3 separate regions of the Homo sapiens genome follow, and regions 1 and 2 are each linked to region 3. The links are chromatin contacts, found by Hi-C or POLR2A ChIA-PET in ENCODE. All regions are on one chromosome and are shown on one strand. Each heading gives the region's core, a stretch centred on a gene start or an enhancer-like site at or near the end of the contact. The rest is flanking DNA. Distances are from core to core; before and after follow the strand shown.

Region 1 (2,700 bases), core at 142-2,641, 140 kb before region 3:
TAGAGGGTTGTGTAATGCAGTGCATAATGGCAGTGGAGGTAAGATTAGAAACCAGAAAATATATGTCAATGTGGTCCGACCCCTTTCTGGGTTCACATCAAAATCCCCGTTTGCTTTCCAGAAAGTAGTGGTACAAACCATTATTCCTGTTCATGAGCTCCTTGGGACAGTTCTTCTAGGACACAATTCTCCCTTGCACTAGAAACTATTTTAAAAGTAAACAACACCAGACACCACTACTTAAAGAAAGTCTGGCTCTAACATCCTTCTCAGAAACATTTTGTTGTTGTTGCACAAAAAGTGGCCTCATTACAAAGAGCTTTATTCACAGATCTACAAAGAAGGTAGAGACCATAGGGTCACACACCCAGGAGACAGAATTAAACAGTGTCTTTCCAGAAAGGCAGCAATGAATTCCAAAACAGATTTCAGCTATGAAGATAGATTTTTGCCTATTGCCTGCAATAGGAATAGGAAAACCCTCATGTGTCTAGCGTAATAATATAAGACTTTCAAAGGGCATGGTATTTATTCAAACCACACCATCAGTACAATCTGCAACTCAAATTGCAATGTCAATTTTCCCTTATTGTGCATGTTTCCAGTGCAGTGCCTGGAGCTGAAGAGTGGTGGGGCTGTAAGTCAACCTCTTCGGCTTTGGCCAACTCCTTTGGGTGTTTTGAAGGCATCTCCACCACTTGGCTCATAGCATGTGTCTGATTAAGCCATTGTAATAGGATAATGGACAATCTCATATTGTGGAATCATAATATGGCATTGTAAGATGGACCCAGAGAATCATATCAACGCAATTCTCAAGGGTGGAGTACACACACACACACACACACACACACACACACACACATATATATATATGCACACACACACACACACATATATATGTACACAGTATCTAGACTACAGCAGGCTAATAATTTAGTGGGCAGTATCGCATAGTGGTTAAAGGCTTGGACTCGAGACAGACTGCCTGAGTTCACGTCCCATTTCTCTCATTTACCAGCTCTAATGTGAAACCTTGGCAAGTGTTAAACGGCGTGACAAAAGTAGAACGTATTTCATGGGATTGTTGAAATGATGAAATGAATTAATACACATAAATGACATAGTACAGCACCTGGCAAATAGTAGGGACTATTTGGTATTATTATGATTACACTGCACACTTTTAATCTAAGGCCACACTTCATGTGTGTCCCCTTCATGACTTCATGTGCTGTCAGAAATCATCCTAGAGAAAAGGATGTGAGAAACTAACATGCAATGAGCCTCTACTCAATACCAGGAACTATTCCAGAGAATGTACATGTGCACTATCTCTAAGTCTGAGTCATTTCCCCAACTGCAGTAGCCCATGACTCAAGTGGGGAGAAGTGTGGTATGATCCAGGTACTTAGTATAGCCTTGCCTAGATTTAAAACCTGACTCCACCACTTACTAGCTGTGTGACCTTGGACGAGTTATTTCACCCTCTAAACCATCATTTCCATATCTGTAAAACAGGTATAACATCTAACATTCATGGTGCTTCTGAAGATCTAACAAGCTGACATATGTCTATGACAGTGGCTGGCACAGTGTGGGTTCTCAGAAGCAATGTTGCTCCTCTAGTTACTTCTTAGCTTTTACCTCCAAGGGAACTGGTAGCCTTCCCTGGAAGAACCCAAGGCCAATAGGCATTTTACTATTTAAACATAATTTATTCTTTCATGGAAAAAACATTTTAAATCATTACATGTATAGTGAAAGAAAAAGTAAATTATGTAAACATCTGGAAAGAGTCTTAAATTTCCAATAGACATATGTTTTCTTACTTAGCATATATTCACCGTTCAGCCCCATGTATTTGTCAATACAGAATTTCCTTTAATTCCCCCGTAACTTAGTTGTTTTAACCAAAGAGTAAGAGTTAATTGGAGCAAAGAGAAAGATGAGATGATGATCAGCAGTTCTGAGATGACAGGGATTGATGGCTTTCTCAGTAATCTGTGGGGGCTCACCCTGACTACTCATTCTGAAATGAATCTGTAGCTTTCTCGACCAAATCTTACAACTTTGAGGGATAGGCATTTTATAATTTTTTTAATCTTTTTTTTGAGACTGAGTCTTGCTCTGTCACCCAGGCTGGAATGCAGTGGCACAATCTTGGCTCACTGTAACCTCCGCCTCCCGGGTTAAAGCAATTCTCCAGCTTCAACCTCCCGAGTAGCTGGGATTACAGGCACATGCCACCAAGCCCGGCTAATTTTTGTATTGTTTTAGTAGAGATGGGGTTTCACCTTGTTGGCCAGGCTGGTCTTGAACTCCTGACCTTGTGATCCACCTGCCTCGGCCTCCCAAAGTGCTGGTATTACAGGCATGAGCCACTGTGCCCGGCCGGCATTTTACAATTCTAAAGATAGGAGGGCTGTGAAATGGCCCTCAAGGAGCTAGGCTATAAGGTGTCATTATGTTTGGTATCACTGTCCTTTCCTTTTGGTTCCAAGGCAGTGATGGGGATGTACATTACACCATATCTAAAATTAAAGATACCAGATCTAAACACATGCCTCTACCTACTGAAGCCTGGCGCTAGACCAGTGACTGACCACAGCATACAAGGTCAGCTGGTATTGTTGAATTATATAAATTTGGGTTGGATTGGGTGGCAGAAGGTGCCAGAGCCCAAGCAGACTGATATGA
Region 2 (3,074 bases), core at 4-2,503, 190 kb before region 3:
CAATCAATCCTGGATGGAGAAGCCTGCATATGACAAGACTCCACAAATAGGATGGAAGAGCATTTGGAGTCCATTTTCCCAGGAAATCACAGGCTGCCTGGACATGCTGTTCTCAAATGTATATTCTTCCCAGCTCTTGAAGGACCACTATCCCTGCTTCCACCATAGAAAAGGGAAAACAGATGCAACGACCATATTGATAAAACCCCAAGCCAGCATGATTGTTCTGGCAAACACAAATGTAGATACAAAGGCAATGGGGCTTAATATATTTTAAATCAAGGCCATCCCAACTGATATGTATTTAGTCTATTTGTAGACATTTCAACAAATAGGCACGAAGAGTCTGATAGTGCCAGGCACTGTGGTGATGCTGGGTGTGCAATAGCCAACCGCATAGGCACAGCCTCTATCCATGCGGAGTTTAGTTTCTGTGGGTAAGTGAGTATGTACAAGAAGTGCCATGATGCAGTCAGAGGGGGAAGCCTTCCTGCCCAGCTGGAAAGCCTGTGGACGACACAATGCAATCTGACCTTTCCATCATCAGCCCAACCAGCCCCACTCCCATGCCCTCCCACACCTTCAGAAGAGAAATCTTTGTTCATTTCTTTTACTTCTCTGCACATCACATGCTATTGAGAAGCACTGAGACAGAGCACAATCAAAGAGGCAAAGCACTGGATTTCACTGAGACACCAAATCTGAAAACAGGAGAGGAGACAGCCCTTGCTGACCCCTTTCAGCCCCCACATTCAATGTGTCCACAAAGGTAGACAGTAAACAGGAAAACTCACCACCACCCTCACTGTGACCTACTATCTTGGAGGCCAGACTGGCAAATCTCCTATGCAAATAAAGCCTCTTTGCTGGATGTCTAAGGCAGGTTTTATTTGCAGAGCAACTGACCAAATCCTGGGGCTCTGATGAGAGCCCAGACCTTCCCGGACCTCTCCGCAGGACCCTGGGTCGTCCTGAGCGTGTCTGCTCATAGTGCTAGTCTGTCCAGGGGTGTTTGTCATCTGCTTCATTGTATGTCTGTTTGTCTGTTTGTCTTCTCTCCAAATCTTTAGCAATTCAACAATAAACACCAGAAACCTAACTCTACTCAAAACATTCACAAAGGCGCTGCAACCATGCTTAATGGCATTGAAGCGAAGGAAGTGGGGCTGGGGGAAACAGGGTGTTGGTGGGTGTTCCCAGTTCCTATGGTCACAGCCTTAGCCACAGCCTTGAAACACACAGTATCGGGTTCTCAGCTAGCCCCCTTGGCGGGGAGAGCTGGGAGTTTCTGACCTCCTTTGGGGTTAAGGCTGCTGGTCTCAGTCTGTGCGTAAGCGAGTGGTCACAGTCCTTAATTGCAAAGGGGAAGTGGTCAGAAAACACACTCTGTCCTGGCAAGATTGATAACTTGTAAGATACTTTGGAAGAATGCCAGAAAGTAACACTGAGGTTGTCTATGAAACTAAATATACATACATCACTTACAAGTTTGCTTATAATTTCCAACATGTTCTGAAAAGAAAAAGAAAGGAAGCAGAGGGAAAGGAATTAGAGGTAGAGTTCACAACAAAGCCAATAGAATTCTCTGCCATTTCCTTTTTTGAGTGAAGAGATCACTTTAAAATAATAACATCTAACAAATCCAACAATTACTATGTTCAGGGTCCTAGTCAATGCATTTTACATGTATTGACTAATTAATTAATCATAATAGTTTTAGACACCAGTCCTTTATTTAAAATAAATAAATACTCCCATTTTATGGATAATGAAACTGAAGTCCAGAAAGTTAAGTCATATATAGGATCCCTAAGATCTAGTAAGTACTGGAGCCAGGATTTGTTCCCAGGCAAATGACTCGAGGTTAACACTAAACAATTACACCCTGCTAAAAGGGCTGAATAATTTCTATCAAATTCAAAATGAATTATCCCATGGCAAAGGGACATAGGATTTGGATCATGCTGCTAATGAAGTTGTTGTTACCAAGATCAAGACACAAGGATCAAGAGCAGTTTTAAACTGGACACTGAGGCTCAGTGAGGCCCATAAGCTGGGAAGTATATTGCTTTGGCGCTACCTTCACATTTCTTATGAAGAAAGCAATCTAGAGAAAGTCAGTAAACTTTGACCATATGAAGTTTCCAGTTTGATCTCGAATGTTGTTTCTGTTTGGGGCCACCATGCTATCTGAGCTGTCATTTTGTTACCTGACTGAAGGTAAAGGAGTTATTGCCAGGGCATGCTGTAATATTCCTCCTGGAGTTCAAAGTAGTTAAGTCTAGAAATAAAATAAAACCTTATAAGCTAGTAGACAGTGAAATTGAGACCACAAAGCACACTTGGTGATCATATGCCCACACTTTGTCTTCCAGGAAAAACATGAGAAAGAGTGATTCTGTCTTTATGAGCTGGCTCTGCTTGAAATGAAAGTGAAGGGTGAGGCTCCCAGTCTCCACTTTTCATCTCTGAAGGCTGGTGAACTTTCTGGAGACTGCCTGGAAGCCTGCATTGGGGTGACCTACATACTGCGTTAAGTCCAACAACAGTTTATGGAGTATCCACTGTATGAAGAAGGCCATGCTAAATACTGTGCAGGACACAAAAATTGAAAAGACAAAGGCTGAGCCTTCCAAGAGCCCATCGGGCTAAGAGTCATAACTGTCTGCATTGGAAGTCTGGCTGGGAAACAAGTCCTGAGACTTTGAGTTAGAGGGGAAATAAATGAAGAGATGGGAGAAATGTCTGGGGATTGTGAGGTTTGAACGGGACTGTGCAAGTGAGTAGAATGTCTTTAGGTGAAAAAGGGAAAAGGAAGAAGTTTAAGTTGAAGAAAATACCTAGAGCCAGAGGCGAGGTGTGAGAAATACATGGTGAATCTTGGACTAACAGGGGTAGGCCAGCACTACTGTGAGCCCAGAATGGGTCTGAGTGTGTGCATGCCTCCCCTTTTGCACATGTGGGGAGAAAAGGTGTGTATATTCTAGCAAAGACTGAAAACGAAGGCCTAGCCAATGCTGTGTAAGGTCTCAAATGCTGGATAAAGGACTAACAACTTTATTCTGCATGTCAAG
Region 3 (2,933 bases), core at 69-2,568:
TGGTGCAGGATGACACCATGTGCTACAGCGGGGTACTCACCAAGACCAAGACACCTGACCCCCCACCAGGCCAATACCAGTGAGAGCTTCACCAGTCCCCAGGTGAGGACGGAGACAAGGGCAGCCCTAGCTCAGAGGACCACAACTGCAGAAGGGCTTGAAGGAGCATGAGACATCCTGGAAGCAGCCGGCACTTGGCAGCTTTAATGCCTCTCTCCTCCTGAGCTCTTAGGAACAGATGCCATCAAAGACCTCCCCTTCCCTCCCCCTCAAACCTTCCTTCTTTCTCTCCTTTCTTCTTTCCCATTTCCCCAGTGGAGGGATGAGGAAGGAGACCTCACAGGCCATTACAGTACCATGTTCCCCGCCTCAACTTAAGTCTTTACCTGGCCACAAACTGAATGACAAGGGCTTGGTGAGAGAGAGGGGAAAATCAGCTGCAGTGATGGCAGCCCTCCAGAGGCCTCCTGATCACTGTTTCATCTCCGGAAACTTTTATCTCACACTCTTACAGCACCTGCCTTCAAAGGCCTAAAAGCCTCACAGATACTCTCCCACCCCTTGAACGTAGGCAGGGCTCAGCTCTCAGATCTTCACTTCACAGATAAGAAAGGGAAGCCAGCAGGATCTCAGCACTCCTGTGCAGGTCTCTCGGAGAGCTGCAGAGTGCTCAGGCTCAGAAACACCCCTGACTCTGGACACTGGATCCTTGGGGAAGATAGAGCACACAAAGCCACAGCTCTGTCATTACAGGACAGACTCTGAAAATAATGATTCTCCAAATTGCCTTGGTCCATGACCTTTTTTACACCCTCATCCTGTTGCTAGAAGGGAAAAAAGACTAAAAAAGCACCATCTCCTTGAATCTTCCTCCATGGTATTTATTTCCACTGCCTCACAGAGGAGAATGCATTAAAATTACCACAGCAATGGAAAATGAGAAACGACTATTGTTTGATACAAATTGGACCAGATATCTTAGACCATTACTAATGTGTCTCCTTCATAAACACTGAGTCAGGAAATCCACAAAGACCAAACTGACATCATAGTTCCTTTCTGGCTAATAATGACTCCTTAACTAGACAGAAGTGAACAGCACCCAACTGTGGTGCTAAGCCTCTGTATGCATTTCTCCCTAGGAGGAAATTGGGAGACTGCCCACGTGGGCTCTGCCCACAGAGCCTCAGCCCTGCGATTGCTACTACATGTACTGCAGAAGGTTGGAGCAAACATCTGCTGCTCCCTGCACTGATCTTATGAGCAGTACTCACTGCAGAGGTTGTGCTGATGCTGAGAAGGCTGCCCTCAGTCTGTGCATGCATGTAGTGCATCAGACGACCAGGTTTCAGGGTCCACGTGGATTACCATAAACAATGCAGTCAAGTTAGAGCAGTGGCAGTAGGTTGGCTTTGATTCAAGCCCAGTTCAGAAGCACAGATAGAAAGGAGAGGCCTCTGGCAAATCAGTCTCCCAAGGTGGACTGACTGGTGGCATTCAGAAAGCCATCATCACCAAGTCATTATGGTAGTTGTATTCACAATTTCCGTGGCTTGCTTGAATGAATTATATTTGCTCCATGAGTAACACAGAATACACTGCCATGTTTTCACCCCAGATGTGTAATTAAATCATCCTATTCTCTCAGTCATCTACTTCCTATGCTTAAAAACAAAAAGGTGGTTGTACTTTATAAGATCAGCTTGGGGCTTTCCAAGGAGTCTATAATTTTAAAGCATTTAATCCTTACAAATTCGCAGTATCCAAGGAAATCCCTGAACCAGATAATGTGAGAATCTCTACGAACACCGATGCTCTTGGAAGCATATTTTCCAAATATAAAAGAACAAATTCAATGATGTTCAGGCTATCAGTCTTTAATAAATTTAAAAATAAAGGATTTGAATGAAAACTAATCCGTAATTTCTGTGAGGGCCCAGGAACCATTCCTAGCTTCTTCAATTCCCTTGCATCTCTTAACATACTTAACACAACAGGTGCAAAGTAAATGTTGCTGCTATGCATTAATTCATTCATTCAAAAATATTTTTTGAGTGCTTATTATAAGCCAGGCACTTTTAGGCACTAGATATATAACAGGGAGCAAAACAGACAAAAAAAATCCCCACCTTGTAGGTTTTATATTTTAAAACTTTCCAAGTCATCATCAGCAGGACAAAGATAAAAAGCAATAAAGTCACTGAGATTCCTGAATAGACTTTTCTCAAAAGAAGACATAAAGACATACAAATGGCCAATAGGTATATGAAAAAATGCTAAATATTACTAATCATAAGGCAAATGCAAATCAAAACCACAATGAGCTATCACCTTGCATCTGTTGGAATGGCTAGTATTCAAAAGACAAAAGATAACAGATGCTGGTGAGAATGTGGAGAAAAGAGAATCCTTAAACATTGTTGGTGGGAGTGTAAATGAGGACAGCCACTATGAAAAACAATGTGGAGATTCCTTAAGAAACTGAAAATAGAACTACCATATTATCCAGCAATCCCCTTTCTGGGTATATTTCCAAAGGAAATAAAATCATCATGTCAAAGAGTTATCTATACTCCCACGTTCACTGCAGCATTATTCACAATAGCCAAGACATGGAATCAACCTTCATCAATGAATAAATAGATAAAGAAAACATGCTATATACAAAAGTCTAAAAGCGTAGACCTTGAGTTCTGAAAGAAGCTTAGAAGCCTTGGGGAAGGGGGATATTTTTACTTTTCACTTTATTTCCTCCTATGTTGTTTGGGTATTTTTTTTCAATGAGCATATTTTACTATCGTAATAAAAAATATATTTTAAATGTATATACCTCAAAAAAAAGGAAATGTACTATATATACACAACAGAATACTATTCAGTTTTAAGAAAGAAGGAAATCCTGTCATTCACAATAATATGGCTGAACCTAGAGG

The links. A loop is a pair of places that touch in the nucleus more often than their neighbours do. ChIA-PET counts read pairs that join two places held with the same protein, here RNA polymerase II (POLR2A). Pooled maps may share reads with other maps.
Region 1: a pooled map shows a loop between it and region 3 (12-fold over the local background). The contact joins two enhancer-like sites. A Hi-C loop is called at or near these places in 5 of 37 single-sample maps with no recorded cell type and 12 of 50 pooled maps. POLR2A ChIA-PET finds 5 or more read pairs at or near these places in 5 of 52 experiments (B cell, activated CD4-positive, alpha-beta T cell, activated CD4-positive, alpha-beta memory T cell and 2 more).
Region 2: a pooled map shows a loop between it and region 3 (4-fold over the local background). The contact joins two enhancer-like sites. A Hi-C loop is called at or near these places in 1 of 37 single-sample maps with no recorded cell type and 5 of 50 pooled maps. POLR2A ChIA-PET finds 5 or more read pairs at or near these places in 5 of 52 experiments (AG04450, MCF 10A, PC-3 and 2 more).

The regions. Positions count from the first base shown.
Region 1 is chr13:42,496,647-42,499,346 of GRCh38, reverse strand. No RefSeq gene overlaps it. Among named protein-coding and RNA genes, the nearest start is that of LINC02341, 73 kb to the right of the region's middle. Within about 2 kb of position 1,391, at least 2 of the 41 ENCODE cell types and tissues checked have a DNase peak (open chromatin) inside an H3K27ac peak, as active enhancers do.
Region 2 is chr13:42,547,135-42,550,208 of GRCh38, reverse strand. No RefSeq gene overlaps it. Among named protein-coding and RNA genes, the nearest start is that of TNFSF11, 25 kb to the left of the region's middle. RefSeq lists an enhancer at 809-858. Within about 2 kb of position 1,253, at least 3 of the 41 ENCODE cell types and tissues checked have a DNase peak (open chromatin) inside an H3K27ac peak, as active enhancers do.
Region 3 is chr13:42,352,881-42,355,813 of GRCh38, reverse strand. No RefSeq gene overlaps it. Among named protein-coding and RNA genes, the nearest start is that of LINC02341, 71 kb to the left of the region's middle. RefSeq lists enhancers at 1,398-1,487, 1,528-1,617. Within about 2 kb of position 1,318, at least 4 of the 41 ENCODE cell types and tissues checked have a DNase peak (open chromatin) inside an H3K27ac peak, as active enhancers do.